Regions from separate parts of the Homo sapiens genome. Here region 2 is linked to region 1. Evidence: read pairs that join two places in POLR2A ChIA-PET (ENCODE). Cell type or tissue: Panc1. All regions are shown on one strand. Each heading gives the region's core, and the rest is flanking DNA. Links, peaks and the distances in the headings are about the cores only.

Region 1 (7,842 bases), core at 1,151-6,150:
GGCACATCCTCCAGCAGGACCACCAGGGAGGCAGGGATGGCAGCCCTTGCAACTTCCCTTTGACCTCAGGGAATTTGAGAAATTGAGGTGTGGGATGGCAGAGTGGTGGTGTTTGGAGGCCAGGAGGAAGAGGCTGATGTCCGCAACCCCACAGGACTCAAGCAGCCCACCCTGATGCCCTAGATGAGTGCTCGGGAGGGACGGCCATGCTGCTGGCTTTCTGTGTAGCACTCAGGCAGGTGCCTCAGTGAGCCCTCAGAACCGGGGAGGAGAAGGTTGCAAAGCAACAGCCTGATGCCCAGGGCCTTGCAGCTTGTCTTGGGGAGCTCACACTGCCCCTCCTGTGGTCCCTGCACTAGGCTAGGATGCCCCTGTCCTCCCACATCCTCCGCTCCCTGTACCCTGTTGGCCCAGCAGCAGTCCCTGTCCTAATGGCACAGTGCAGCCATCCACAGAATCCACACCCAGACACCTCTCTGGGCCACACATCATGAGGTCTCCACCCAGCTGTGTGTGACCCACATAGTGACAGGGTATGGCTGAGCAGGTCTCCAGGCCCACCCTTTGCCCACAGCCTCCTGCCTCCCTGCGGTGAGACACAGGCAAGGGTCACAGGTCAGCAAGTCTGTTCTCTTAGAAACATGCCAAGGTCAGGTGTGGGCCACTTGTGCTCCACGGGGGCTGCCATGCTGCCTTCTTGGAGCACACAGGAGTCCCCGTCAGATATCCTAACCTGAGTACCCACAGCTGCTTGTGGTGAGGGCTGACTGTGGGTGCTCACTGACTGCCTGCTCAGCACACAGCTGGATGGTGCTGGGCACTGGGCCTTCCAAGAAATGGAAACGGCCCCTTCCCTCCCAGTGCTCACATACAGCAGGGGAGACAGGATGGCCGGACAGAATGGTGCCAAGTGTGAGTGCTGCAAGCAGATCCTCGTGGAGGGAGCCAGGGCCAGGCTGGAGGGGTGACATCAGAGCTGTGCACATACCTGAGTGTTCTTGCCAGCACAGGGCATGAGGGTCAAGTGGCTCTACACAGCTGAGGCACAGCAGGAGGAGGGGGCACATAACCTGGCTAATTTTTTGTAGAGACACGGTTTTGCCCTGTTACCCAGGCTGGTTTCGAACTGCTGAGCTCAAGTAATCGTCCCAACTCAGCCTCCCAAAGTGTTGGGATTACAGGCGTGAGCCACCATGCCCAGCTGTTTTTAGGTCTTTCACTTCCTTTGTTAAATTTATTCCTGTTAGACTTTTTTCCTAGCTATTGTAAATGAAATTGCCTTCTTGATTTCTTTTCAGGTAGTGTATTGTTTGTATATGGAAACATCACTGATTTTTTTTAAATAGTGATTTTGTATCCTGCAACTTTACTGAATTTTTTAGCTCTGAGGTGTGTGTTTTTAGTGGAGCATAGGTTTTACTATATATAAGGTCATGTCATCTGCAGCTGCAAACACAGGGACAGTTTGACTTCTTCATTTCCAATTTGGATGCCCAGAACTACTTTGTCTTGTTCTGGCTAGGACTTGCAGTAGTATGTTGGGTAAGAGCAGTGAGAGTGAGATCCTTGTCCAGGTACAGTTACTGGAGGAAAAGCTTTTATCTTTCTCTTGTTGAGTAAGATGATAGCTGTGGGTTTGTCATATATGGCCTTTATTATGTTGGTGTACTTTCCTTTTATACCTAATTTATTGAGAGTGTTTTTTTTTTGTTTTTGTTTTTGTTTTGTTTTTGAGATGGAGTCTCACTCTTGTCGCCCAGGCTGGAGTGCAGTGGCGTGATCTTGGTTCACTGCAACCTCTGCCTCCCAGGTTCAAGCAGTTCTCCTGCCTCAGCCTCCCGAGTAGCTAGGATTACAGCTTGTGGCTAATTTTTGTAGTTTTGGTAGAAACGGGGTTTCACCATGTTGGCCAGGCTGGTCTCGAACTCCTGACCTCAAGTGATCCGCCTGCCTTGGCCTCCCAAAGTGCTGGGATTACAGGCGTTGAGCCACCACGCCTGGCCTAGAGTTTTTTTTTTAATCACGAATGGATGTTGAATTTTATCAAATGCTTTTTCCGATTCTATTGAGATGATCCTATGGTTTTTGTCCTTCATTCTATTGCTAAGATGTATGACATCCATTGATTTGCGTATGTTAAATTATCCTTGTATTCCTGGGTTGAATCCCAGTTCATCATGGTTATTACATTTTGATGTGTTGTTGGATTTGGTTTGCCAGAATTCTGTTCAGAATTTTTGTGTCTATGTTTATCAAGGACACTGGCATGTAGTTTTCTTTTTTGTTTGTTTTTCCTTTTCTGGTTTTGGTATCAGGGTTATACTGGCCTTGTAGAGTGAGTTCAGAAGAATTAACTTTGCTTCAATTTTTTGGAATACCTTGAGAAGAATTGGTATTCATTCTTCTGTAAATATTTGGTAGATTTCAGCAGTGAACCCATCAGTCCTGCACTTTCCTTGGGAGACTTTTTGTTACTGATTCAATCTCATTACTTGTTTTTGGTCTGTTCAGGTTTTTTATTTATTTATTTATTTATTTATTTATTTATTTATTTATTTTTGAGACGGAGTCTCGCTCTGTTGCCCAGGCTGGAGTGCAGTGGTACAATCTGGGCTCACTGCAAGCTCCGCCTCCCGTGTTCAAGCCATTCTCCTGCCTCAGCCTCCCGACTAGCTGGGACTGCAGGTGCCTGCCACCATGCCTGGCTAATTTTTTGTATTTTTATTAGAGACGGGGTTTCACCATATTGGCCAGGCTGGTCTTGAACTCCTGACCTCGTGATCTGCCTACCTCAGCCTGCCAAAGTGCTGGGATTACAGGCATGAGCCACCGTGCCTGGCAGGTTTTTTATTTCTTATTGGTTCAATCTTAGTAGATTGTATGTGTTCAGGAATTTGTTCATTTCCTCTAGGTTTTTAAATTTATTGCTGCGTAGTTGGTCAGCAGTCTCTAATGATCCTTTGTACTTCTGTGGTATCCGTTATGATGTCTCCTTTTTTGTTTCTGATTTCTTTTATTTGGGTCTTGTCTCTTTTTTCCTTAGTCTAGCTAAAGGTTTGTTGATTTTGTTTATCTTTTCAAATGACCAGCTTTTTTCTGATCTTTGATCTCCTGTAATTTGTTTTAGTCTCAATTTTGTTTATTTCAGCTCTGATCTTTATTGATCTTCGTTGTCTAATTTTGGTTTTGTTCTTTTTGGTTCCTTGAGATGCATCATTGGTTGTTTGAAATCTTTCCAGTTTCTTGGCATAGGCATTTATTACTATAAACTTCCCTCTTAGCAGTGCACCGCTTTTGCTGTATCCCACAGGCTTTGACGTGTTGTATTTGCATTTTCATTTGTTTCAAGACATTATTTTATTTCCATCTTAATACCTTCATTGACCCAGTGGTCATTCAGGAGCATGTTGTTTAATTTCCATGTATTGGTATAGTTTCCAGCATTTCTCTTGTATTGATTTCTATTTTTATTCCATTGTGGTCTGAGAAGATAGCTGACATGATTTTTTCAGTTATTTTAAAATTTGGTTGAGACTTGTTTTATGTCCTAAAATATGGTCAATTCTGGAGAATGTTTCATGTGCTGCTATAAAAATGTGTATTCTGCTGCTATTAGGTGAAATGTTCTGTAAATAGCTGTTGGTTTTATTTGGTCTATGATGCAGTTGAAAACTATGTTTCTTTGTTATATTCTGTCTAGATGATCTGTCCAGTGCTGTTGAAGTCCCCAACTATTATTATGTTGAGGTCTGTCTCTCCCGTTAGATCTAATTATGTTGTATATCTGGGTCCTCTGGTGTTGGTTGCGTGTGTATTTACAATTCTTATATCCCCTTACTGAATTGATGCCTTTATTATATAGTGTCCTTCTTTGTCTCCTTTTACAACTTTTGGCTTGAAGTCTGTTTTGTCTGATATATGTAAAGCTACCCCAGCTCACTTTTGGTTTCTGTTTACATGGAATGTCTTTTCCCGTCCTTTCACTTTTAGTCTATGTGTGTCTTTATTTTGTTGGGACAGAGTTGTGCTCTGTTGCACAGGCTGGCACAATCTTGACTCACTGCAACCTCTTCCTCCCAGGTTCAAGCGATTCTTTTGCCTCAAATTCCCAAGTAGCTGAGATTACAGCATGAGCCACTGTGCCCAGCCAATTTTTTTGTATTTTTAGTACAGACATGGTTTTGTCATGTTGGCCAGGCTCTGTGGGTGACTTTAAAGATGAAGTTAGTATCTTGTTGACAGCATATTGTTGAATTTTTTTGTTGTTGTTCAGTCTATAACTTCTATTTTTTATATATATTTTTTGAGATGGTGTCTCACTTTGTCACCCAAGCTGGAGTGCAATGGGGTGATCTTGGTTTACTGCAGCCTCCGCCTCCCAGGTTCAAGCGATTCTCCTGCCTAAGCCTCCTGAGTAGCTGGGATTACAGGCGCACTCCACCATGCCCGGCTCATTTTTGTATTTTAGTAGAGATGAGGTTTTACTATATTGGCCAGGCTGGTCTCGAACTCCTGACCTCAAGTGATCTGCCCGTCGTGGCCTCCCAAAGTGCTGGGATTACAGGCATGAGCCACTGCGCATGGCCAGTGTATAACTTTTAAATGGGGGAATTTAAATCATTTGTGCTCAAGGTATTATTGATAGGTGAGGACTTACTCCTGCCATTTTATTGATTGTTTTTTAGTTACTACATTATATATCCTTTGTTCCTTGCTTGCTCTTCCATATATGAAATTCTTGAGCATTTCTTATAAGGCAATCTACTGATGAGTATTTCCTCAGTTTTTCTTTGTTTGTGAAGGTTTATTTCTCCTGCGTTTCTGCAGGACAGCTTTGCTGGGTATAATCTTGATAAGCTGTTTTTTTGTTTTTTTTTTAGTACTTTAACTCTGTTAATCCCATTCACTCCTTGCCTGTAAGGATTCTGCTGAGAAATCTGTTAGTCTGGTGGAGATACTTTTATTTGTGACTTGATGCTTTTCTTTTGCTGCTTTTAGAGTTCTTTTTTTTTTTTTTTTTTTTTTGAAACAAGGTCTCACTCTGTTGCCCAGGCTAGATAGAATACAGTGGCGCAATTAAAGCTTATTGCAGCCTTGACTTCCTGGACTCAGGTGATTCTCCCACCTCAGCCTCTGAGTAGCTGGGACTATAAGCATTCACCACCATGTCCAGCTAATTTTTATATTTTTTTGTAGAGATGGGGTCTCACCACGTTGCCCAGGCTGGTTTTGAATTCCTGGCCTTAAGCAATCCACCTGCCTTGGCCTCCCAAAGTGCTGAGATTATAGGTGTGAGGTGCTGTGCTTGGCCTCTTTGTTGAATTTCTCATTAAAATCATGAATTATTTTCCTTATTTCATTAAAGTTCTTACCTGTATTCCCTTGTACCTCCTGAGTTTCCTTAAGATCGTTATTTTGAGTTCTTTTTCTGGCATTTTATATATTTCTTTATGATTGGGGTCTATTACAGGAGAATTATACTGTTTGCCTTTGAAGATGTCATGTTTCTTTTTTCTCTGTTGATTTCTCTACATTGTTTCTACACATTGTTGGAACCCCCCCCCTTTCAATTTTATGGAGTAAATTTTATAGGGAAAGACTTAATTTATATAAGTGGATCTTAGATCAGTGGAGTGTGTTGGCCTTGGTTCTGTGTGGACACAGTAATGTAGTTTCTTCATCTGTAATCTGTACTAGTGACATTTGAGAGTTTCTCAGCAGCCTAGGATGAGGAAGTGTGTGGTGCAGCTTTGCCAGGGGGGTTGGCTCATTGGGCTGTTTCTCAAGTCAGGGACACATGTATGCATATGGTGAGTTGGCCAACTTGGGGTCTGGCTTGCTGGGGTTGAAGCCACAGGACTGTTACTCTGGCCAGGAGCACAGGCATGTGGTTGCTCAATTGGCTTGGTGTTGTGCCTGGCAGGAGTGGCCCATGGTTTCTCAGGTCTAGGACACAGGTGCACAACTGCTCAGCCAGCCTAGATGTGTCTGTCAGGTGTTGCCCATTGGGCTGTTTCTTAGGACTGGGATGTGGGCTCTTGGCTGCCTGGCTGGCCTGGGGGGATGCCCATCAGGGACGACCTGTGGTAATGTTTCTGAGGCCCTTATTGGGGGCGCAGGGCTGTTCGGGAGGCCAGAAGCATGTCTACATGGGGCAGAGGTGCTAGGAGCCTTTTTCTTAGGCACTGAGTAAGGGTGCATGGCTGCTTCACTAACCTTGGGGTGTATCACATGCTCTTTGGCTTGCGGGCCTCCACTACTTTGGAGAGAGCTTATAGTGGCTTGGTTGGCTTATGGGCAGGTTTGTCCTGGATGGGACTGTCAGACTGTTCCTTTGGCTTGAAGTGTGGTCTGGTTGTGGGAGTTGGTTTTCCCTGCTGTGCGGGACCAAAGTTGCAGCTATAGTTGTGGCATTCATTCACCTGTGTGGCCTTGGTGTAATGAAGATGGAGCTGAAGTGCTGCAGAGGTGCAGTGGCTACTGGCCCCCAGAGGGTGCACTCCAGAGGTGGCTCTGGTTTCAAGATGGTGTTGCACTGCCACAGCTTGTTTCACTGGGGGTAGGTGGGGGTTGGGGAGCACATTCCTTGTGCTCCTAATTTGGGCAGTGCAGCTGTATGGATTTCCAGCAGTTGTCTAAATTGGGCTCAGGGCTTGCAAGGACTGTGGGATTCTCCTTTTTATTTTATTTATAGTTTTTGAGATGGAGTCTTACTCTGTTGCCCAGGCTGGAGTGCAGTGGCACGATCTTGGTTCACTGCAACCTCTGCCTCCTGGGTTCAAGTGATTCTCCTGCCTCAGCCTCCTCAGTAGTTGGGATTACAGGCACCCACCACCACGCCCGGCTAATTTTTATATTTTTAGTAGAGATGGGGTTTCACCTTCTTGGCCAGGGTGGTCTTGAACTCATGACCTCAAGTGATCCGCCTGCCTCAGCTCCTCAAAGTGCTGGGATTACAGGCATGAGCCACCGCACCTGGCCGATTCGCCACTTGTAAGGAGTGTAGGTGTTTGTGGTGGTAATGGGAGTGCTGGTGAGGGATCTTCTGCTTACTTTTTCCCTGCATCAGGAAGTCCCTGCTGACTGCAGGCAAATCCCATCTGGGTGAGGGGAGATGGGGCTGCAGAGGCTGGATGCTTCCATACTGCCTTCCTGGACTTTGTCACCAACAGGTGTGTCTCCATTCCCCAACTGCACTCAGATGGTCTCTCTGACACACCTGTCAGATCTTAGCTGTTTATTTGTTAACCTTTGTCCTTTCTTGTGTGTAGGATGAATGCTAGGTGTCTTTAGTCAGTCTCCCTGATTCTTTTTTTAATATTCTTCATAACTTTGCTGGAATTCTTCAGCTTATCTAATATCTTGAATGTATTACCTATTGTAACTAATATCTTAATCTTCTGTTTTATTGTTCTCTTATTTTCACCCTTGTTTCTGGCTATGTGGTATGTGGTCTTGGTTTTTGGTTCTCTGGTCATTGTAGAAAGTTTTAGATATCTAGAGTCATGTGCAGAAATGGGAAAGTTTATGGGCAGTGAACACTTATGTACCCATCACCCAGTCAACATTTACCAACTCATGGGTAGTTTTTTTTTTCACCTTACCTTATCCATTGTCTCTCTCCCACCCACTGGATTAGCTTGAAGTAAATCCAGGTGTTATATATTATCTGTATATATTTAAATATATTAAAATAACCATTTAGCATTTAAAAATTTTAAAGATGGGGTCTTGCTGTGTTGCCCAGGCTGGCCTAGAACTCTTGAGCTCAAACAGTCCTCTCACCTCAGCCTCCTGAATAGTTGGAACTAGAGACACACACCACTGTGTCCAGCTTTGTTT
Region 2 (7,842 bases), core at 1,001-6,000, 160 kb before region 1:
CTTGCAGTGAGCTGAGATCATGCCACAGCACTCCAGCCTGGGTGACAGAGCGAGACTCTGTCTCAAAAAAAAAAAAAAAAAAAAAAAAAATTAGCTAGGTGTGGTGGCACATGCCTATAATCCCAGCTACTCGGGAGGCTGAGGCAGGAGAATCACTTAAACCTGGGAGGTAGAGGTTGCAGTGAGCCGAGATTGCACCATTGCACTCCAACCTGGGCAACAAGAGCGAAACTCTGTCTCCAAAAAATAAATAAATAAATAACGAGTAAATAAAATAAAATCTATGGTCAGACCACAGTCAAGACTGGCAGAAAATTTGGAGTCATAAATAATTTAGAGACTAGTACTCGGCACAAGATTTTTCTACAAATTTGCTCAATTTCAAAATAAATATTTGTATGCAGCTAAGAATCCAGAGGGACTTTAGCCTCTGAAGCACTGGAATAAGTAAACCTGCAGGCCTCAGAATTTGAGCTCCTTTTAAAATTGGCTCAGCACAGGTCATCAGGACCTCCTGAGACTATGTCACGGTGCATCCTTAACCTTTAAATTAAAAAAAAAATTCTGGGTGTGGTGGCTCACATCTGTAATCCCAGCATTTTGGGAGGCCGAGGTGGGTGGATCACCTGAGGTCAGGAGTTCGAGACCAGCCTGGCCAACATGGCAAAATCCTGTCTCTACTAAAAATACGAAAATTAGCCAGACATGGTAGTGCACTTCAGTAGTCCCAGCTACTCGGGAGGCTGAGGCAGGGGAATGGCTTGAACCTGGGAGGCAGCGGTTGTAGTGAGCTGAGATCATGCCATCGCACTCCAGCCTGGGTGGCAAAGTGAGACTCTGTCTCAAAAAATAAATAAATAATAAAAATAAATTTGCTCAAGCTAAAAGATTTTCCTTTTCAGAGGGCACTGTTTACTCTCATGCTCTTCATACTCTAATGTGACAGAAATCCTATCTATTCAACACAAATTGAGAGGAACATCTAGCCATGACATGGTTTGAGCAATAAAGACCAAAAGCATGTCCTTCATTCTCCCAGATAATCCCTGTTGTCTTTTTGCATTTCATGTTTGAATTCAGACTGTATTTAAGTGCTAGCCTAGTTCACAGAACCCACAGATCTAGGTGAATATCTCCCCAAACTTTTCATCGTGATCCTTCCCTAAAACCTTTGTTAGCTCCTGGTTGCCCAATCCAAATTCCTCAACCATCACATTCCCACAGAAGATAATTTCAATCTGCCCTTTCAATCTTTTATTAATCTCTTCTGCCTTAACTGCATTTGCCTCTGGTGTTTTACTCGTATAAATGCCTAATTTAAGTCCTCCTTCCCTTGCAATCTTCTCAGGTCCTCCCTATCAGAAGACTTTGAGAGCTCTCCTTCAAATTTTTCTGAATAGCTTTTACTCTGCACTTTTTTTGGCCCTTATTATTTTTCTGGCTTGTATTGTTAACATCCTTTACATGTGTTCATCTGGCATTTGGTATTTGCAAGTAGAAAATGTCATCGCTGAAGGTGGAACGAACCAGCTAGCTGATCTTCACAAGATGGGTCAATGTACCACCAGGTAGGGTCAGAAATTCAATTTGGTACATTCCCATTACCTGAGTGGCATCTTAAAATTTCCAGAAATGACACCATGCTCAGACTTAAGGGACTGAATCATGTTAACCAAAACCTCCCAAGGATGATTTACAAACCAGAATGTGTTCTTATTTTGCAGTGGGAGTGGCCATTTATATACGCTACTATCCTTCTAATGAAAACCAAATTACGGATAAAGACATTTCTAGTGAGCAGAGACAAGAAGATAGAAAGGAATTGGCTCCATAACCATGTGCTCATGATCTATTGCTGCTGTAACAAATTACTATAACCTTAGTGGCTAACAACGAACAAATTTACTTTTTTTTCTTCTTGTTTTCCTCAGACCTCGCAAGCCTGGGTAAATTTACTCTTTTACAGCCATGTAGGTTAGAAGTCTGATTTTATTCTCACTGGACTAAAATCAAGATGTTGGTAGGGTTGTGTTCCTTTCTGGAGGCTCTCAGCTTCTTTCATTTCCCAGCTTCTCAGGCCCTCACACTCCCTAGCTCATGGCCTCTTCCCCTATCTTCAAAGCCAGCCTTGAGTCCTTCTTATTATATATCACATCTGTCCGATCTCCACTTTTCCTTAATTCATCTGCTTTTAAAAACCCTTGTTATGGCCAGGTGCGGTGGCTCACACCTGCAATCCCAGCATTTTGGGAGGCCGAGGCGGGTGGATTACTTGAGTTCAGGAGTTCAAGACCATCCTGGCCAACATGGTGAAACCACGTCTCTACTAAAAATACAAAAATTAGCTGGGTGTGGTGGCACACGCCTGTAGTCCCAGCTACTTGGGAGGCTGAGGTAGGAGAATTGCTTGAACCCGGGAGGCAGAGGTTTCAGTGAGCCAAGATCATGCCACTGAACTCCAGCCTGGGCGACAGAACAAGACCCTGTCTTAAAACAAACAGACAAACAAAACCCTTGTTATTAAATTATTCTTATTGGAATGATATAGGATAACCCCCTACCCATCTTGAATTCATATATATATGTGTGTGTGTATATATATATAGATAGATAGATAGATAGATAGATATACATATATATGAATCCACACATATATGAATCATATATATATGAATACACACACACACACTTGCCTTTATTTATTAATTTTAATTTTTTTTTTTTTAGAGACAGTCTCATTACGTTGCCCAGGCCAGTCTCAAACTCCTGGCCTCAAGGGATCCTTCTGCTTCAACCTCCCAAGTAGCTGGAACTACAGGCTTAAGCCACTGCTCTTACTTATTATTTTGCTTTGTTTTTGTTTCTTGAGACGGAGTCTCACTTTGTTACCCAGACTGGCATGCAATGGCACGATCTCAGCCCACTGCAACCTCCACCTCCTGGGTTCAAGCAATTCTCATGCCTCAGCCTCCCGAGTAGGTGGGATTACAGGTGCGCATCACTGCACCCAGCTAACTTTTTTGTATTTTTAGTAGAGTCGGGGTTTCACCATGTTGGCCAGGCTGGTCTTGAACTCCTGACGTCAGATGATCCACTCACCTCTGCCTCCCAAAGCGCTGGGATTATGGGCATAAGCTACCGTACCTAGCCTGTTTTTGTTTGTATATACATTTTGCAGGGGAGGGGGAGGGGGCGGAAAGGCAGAGTCTGGCTCTGTTGTCTAGGCTGGAGTGTAATGGCATCATCATAGTTCACTGCAACCTCGATTTCCTGGGCTCTCAAGCATTCCTTCCTCCTCAACCTTCAGAATAGCTGGGACTACAGGCACACATCAACACACTCAGCTAATTTTAAAAATGTTTAGTAGAGACAAGATTTCACTATGTTGCCCAGACTGGTCTTGAACTTCCTGAGCTCAAGTGATCCTGCCCACTCAGCCTCCCAAAGTGCTGGGATGAGCCACCACACCCGGCCGTTAATATTTATTTTTGTTGTATGTATTTATGATGTACAACATGATGTTTCAATATACATATACATAATAAAGTGATAACAATAGTCAAGCTGATGAACATATTCGTCATCTCACATACTTACCTTTTTTTTTGTGGTAAGGTCACCTAAAATCTATTGCTTACCAGCCTTCCAGTATACAATATTATTTATTACAGTCTTCATGCTGTATATTAGATCTCTAGATTTATCATCCCACATAACTGTAGCTTTGTACCCTTTGAACTATATCTCCCCATTAAGACCATGAAGGTTCTTAATGCCATCTGTAAAGTCTCTTTACCATTGTTAGATATGAGTTCTAAATTTCTCTTCAAAGAATTAATATGTCAGTATGTTCAATTCTTTGCCTTCTACTTTTAAACTTAACTTCCTTGTGAAGCAACCTTTTTCGATTACCTGCTCCACCCTGACTCTTCTGATTACCTGCTCCGCCCTGACTCATTCTCCACCCTGACTCATTCTCCACCCTGACTCATTCCAATTTCCTGCTCTGCCATAACAATTTTTCCCACCAAACCACTCAACCTGTCACTCTCTTTAAATTAGCCAATCGGAATTAGTTTAGCCTGTGCAGTCTAACCCTGGCGAATAGGGGAATGACGCAGCAGCAGGGGCCACATGCGTCAGGGATAAGAACCCCTTCCCCTCCCTTGTCCAAGTGTGCACTCACCATTGCTCCATCTGTAAGGGCGCACCCTTCTATAGAAGTACATTGCCTTGCTAAGAATTAAAAATAAAATTTTATATTCGAGTGCTATTTCTTTTGTGGCACCGAAACTTTATTTATAACACCATGTAAAGCAGCATATCTACAGATTCTAGGAACATCTTTGGGAGGCCATTATTCTGCCTACTACAATCAAATTTCCAAAAAGATATTCATAGGAAGCTAATATATTGAGTATGAATATTAGCACATATGTAAAATAAGAAAATATTACTTTTATTCCCAAATTTGGGCTTCCATTCAACTAAAGTGATAGGAATGTAATAATCAATCACTGTTGAGGGCAGCCTATGTGGTACCTGGGATACCAGAAGAGCTCACATTTCTAGCCTGTAATGCCCAAAAATCCCGGCCTTAGGCCATGTGGTCCCCTACCATGCAATAGTACTCTATTCCATGGGGTGTGGGCATTTTTGCCCAAGCAGAACACCTTGAGGTCCTAAACACCAGCATCCACTCTAAAGTCTTTACCCCTCCCTGGGTCCCCAAAATAGTAATAAAGTTCATGAGACTCCAGGACCCTTCCTTGTCTTCCCCACTCCCACTTCATTCCTCTCCCAGGCAGATAGCTCTCTCTTTCTTCCCTCCCTTTCTCCACTGGTTTTAACACTTTTACAAAAGACCGGAAGAGCGTTTGGCTTTAAGCGGCTATTGGCTTTCCCTCTTGCAAAATTCCTAGGAAGGGAATTACAAAAGACCTAGACACAAAGGACCTGTGTAGAGTGGGGCGAGCGGGGTTGTGTGGGGGCTGAGAAATACTGTAGTGAGCAAAACACACTGCTACAATTAATAAATTAACATCACAAAAAACTGTCCTGTCACATAAATATAGCCTACTATTTTATCTTTTTCTACCAGGATCTATTTTTGTTTTTTTAATTTTTAGTAGAGACAAGATTTCGCCATGTTGGCCAACATGGTCTCAAACTCCTGGCCTCAAGTCATCCACCTGCCTTAGCCTCCCAAAGTACTGAGATTACAGGTGTGAGCTACCAGACCCAGCCATGATCTATTTCCATTTCGATGACTTCTTTCCTCTTCTGTACAAATAGAACTGGTAAATTCTGACTCTTTCGTAGTCTTTTCTTTTTTTTAAGGTTCTTTATAAACCTTGAAACTTCTGTTTGCATTTGTCATATACCTGTGGATTTTTTTTTTTTTTCCTTTTGTGGGGGTTGGGGAGTGGCGGATAAAGCAGGCTCTCCATTTATTGCCCAGGCTAGAGTGCAGTGGCTCACTGCAGCCTCAGACCTCCTGGGCTTAAGCCATTTGCTTGCCTCAGCCTCCCAAAGTGCTGGGATTATAGGTGTCAGCCACCATGCCCAGCCCTTGTGAATGTTTCTAATACTAAGTTTTATCTATACTAGCTAATTTAACCTGTCTGCTCGCTTAAGAGATTTGTGGACACACCTTAATCTATTAGTGAGATATTTACAAAATAATAGATTAGGCTAGGATGGATTCTTTCTGTCTGAAGATAACAAATCTATATTTGTGTATGTGTATGTATGTTTGGTGCTCTTATTTTTATTATTATTTTTTATCGTTTTTTGAGGCAGCGTGTCCCTCTGTCGCCCAAGCTGGAGTCAATGGCGTGATCTCTGCTCGCTGCAACCTCTGCCTCCCAAGCTCAAGTGATTCTCATGCCTCAGCCTCCCACGTAGCTGGGATCACAAGCATGCACCACCAGGCCTGGCTAATTTTTTGTATTTTTAGCAGAGACAGTGTTTCACCATGTTGGCCAGCCTGGTATTGAGCTCCTGGCCTCAGGTGATCTGCCTGCCTTGGCCTCTAAAAGTGCTGGAATTACAGGTATGAACCACCGTTCCCGGCCCTTTGTGCACTTATTTTTAGTTATTATTTTTATTATTATTATTGTGGCAAAATGTACATAAAATACAGATTACCATTTTAAAGTGTACAGCTCAGTGGCTTTAAATACAATGTTGTCCAACCATCACTATCTAGTTCCAGAAATTTTTTTATCACCCCAACTGGAATCCTGGTACTCATTTTTTTTGTTGCTTATTTTTATTTATTTATTTATTTATTTTATTTTATTTTTTTTTTTTTTGAGACGGAGTCTCGCTCGCTCTGTCACCCAGGCTGGAGTGCAGTGGCATGATCTAGGCTCACTGCAAGATCTGCCTCCCGGGTTCATGACATTTTCCTCCCTCAGCCTCCAGAATAGCTGGGACTACAGGTGCCCGCCACCAAGCCTGGCTAATTTTTTGTATTTTTAGTAGAGATGGGGTTTTACCATGTTAGCAGGATGGTCTCGATCTCCTGACCTCGTGATCTGCCCGCCTCGGCCTCCCAGAGTGCTGGGATTACAGGCGTGAGCCACCGCGCCTGGCCTATTTTTTTTTTTTTTTTTTTAAGAAATGAGGTCCCGCTCTGTCAACCAGGCTGGAGTGCAGAGGCACTATCATAGCTCACTGCAGCGTCAAACTCATTGGCTCAAGCGATCCTCCTGCCTCAGCCTCCCAAGTAGCTGGAATTACAGGTGTGTACCACGATGCTCAGCTATTTTTTAAGCAGTCATTCCTTGATGTCCCCCTCAATCTTGTATTTGTAGAGTTTCTCTAGTAATTTTTTTCATCCAGTATAATACATTCACAATCTAAAATACATAAGGCCAGGCATGGTGGCTCATGCCTGTAATCCCAGCACTGTGGCAGGCCGAGGAGGGTGGATCACTTGAGGTCAGGAGTTCGAGACCAGCCTGGCCAACATGGTAAAACCCCGTCTCTACTAAAAATACAAAAATTAGCTGGGTGTGGTGGCGCATGCCTGTAATCCTAGCTACTGGGGAGGCTGAGACCCAAGAATTGCTTGAACCTGGGAGGCGGAGGTTGCAGTGAGCCGAGATCATGCCACTGCACTCCAGCCTGGGCAACAGAGCAAGACTCCATCTTAAAAAGTAAAAATAGAATACATAAATTTCCAGCCAGGCCTATAATCCCAGCACTTTGGGAGGCCAAGATGTTCAGATCGCTTGAGCTCAGGAGTTTGAGACCAGCCCGGCCAACATGGTGAGACCCTGTGTCTACTAAAATACAAAAAATTAGCCCGGCATGGTGGCAGGCACCTGTAGTCCCAGCTACTCAGGAGGCTGAGGCAGGAGAATCACTTGAACCCCGGAAGAAGACGTTGCAGTGAGCCAAGATCGTGCCACTGCACTCCTGCCTGGGTGACAGAGGGTGACTCTGTCTCAAAAAAGAAAAAAAAAAACAACATAAGATTTCCCACTATTTCGCACTCTACCTTGTTTCTCTGGAGTGTGCTTCCGCAGTTCCTTATGCAGATGTAAGCAAAATTCTCCTCATTTTTACACAGAACGTACCATCTTAAAAAGTTTTGAACTTTGCATCTTTTTTCACTTAAAAATACATCCTTGGCCAGGTACAGTGGCTCAAGCTTGTAATCCCAGTACTTTGGGAAGCTGAGGCAGGGGGATTGCTTAAGCCTGGGAGTTAGAGATCAGCCCACACAACATGGCAAGACCCTGTCTCTACAAAAGCAAGAAAAATTATCCAGGCGTAGTGGTGCACACCTGTAGTCCCATTTACTCAGGAGACTCAGGTGGGGGGATCACT

What was found. ChIA-PET counts read pairs that join two places held together with the same protein. Peaks named below come from ENCODE experiments on the same cell type or tissue, not always from the same donor. Only the 100,000 strongest peaks of a DNase experiment are listed, where the experiment ranks them.
Region 2: POLR2A ChIA-PET joins it to region 1 with 10 read pairs; 3 of 35 experiments call an interaction of 5 or more read pairs at or near these places.

Annotation. Positions count from the first base shown.
Region 1 is chr2:61,432,491-61,440,332 of GRCh38, reverse strand. All of the region lies in intron 1 of USP34 (ubiquitin specific peptidase 34), which reads left to right. Among named protein-coding and RNA genes, the nearest start is that of SNORA70B, 19 kb to the right of the region's middle. In Panc1, for the core only: no CTCF peak of the experiment used is centred there; no DNase peak of the experiment used is centred there.
Region 2 is chr2:61,594,860-61,602,701 of GRCh38, reverse strand. No RefSeq gene overlaps it. Among named protein-coding and RNA genes, the nearest start is that of XPO1, 60 kb to the right of the region's middle. RefSeq lists enhancers at 4,309-4,874, 5,439-6,003. In Panc1, for the core only: no CTCF peak of the experiment used is centred there; a DNase peak (open chromatin) is centred at 3,976.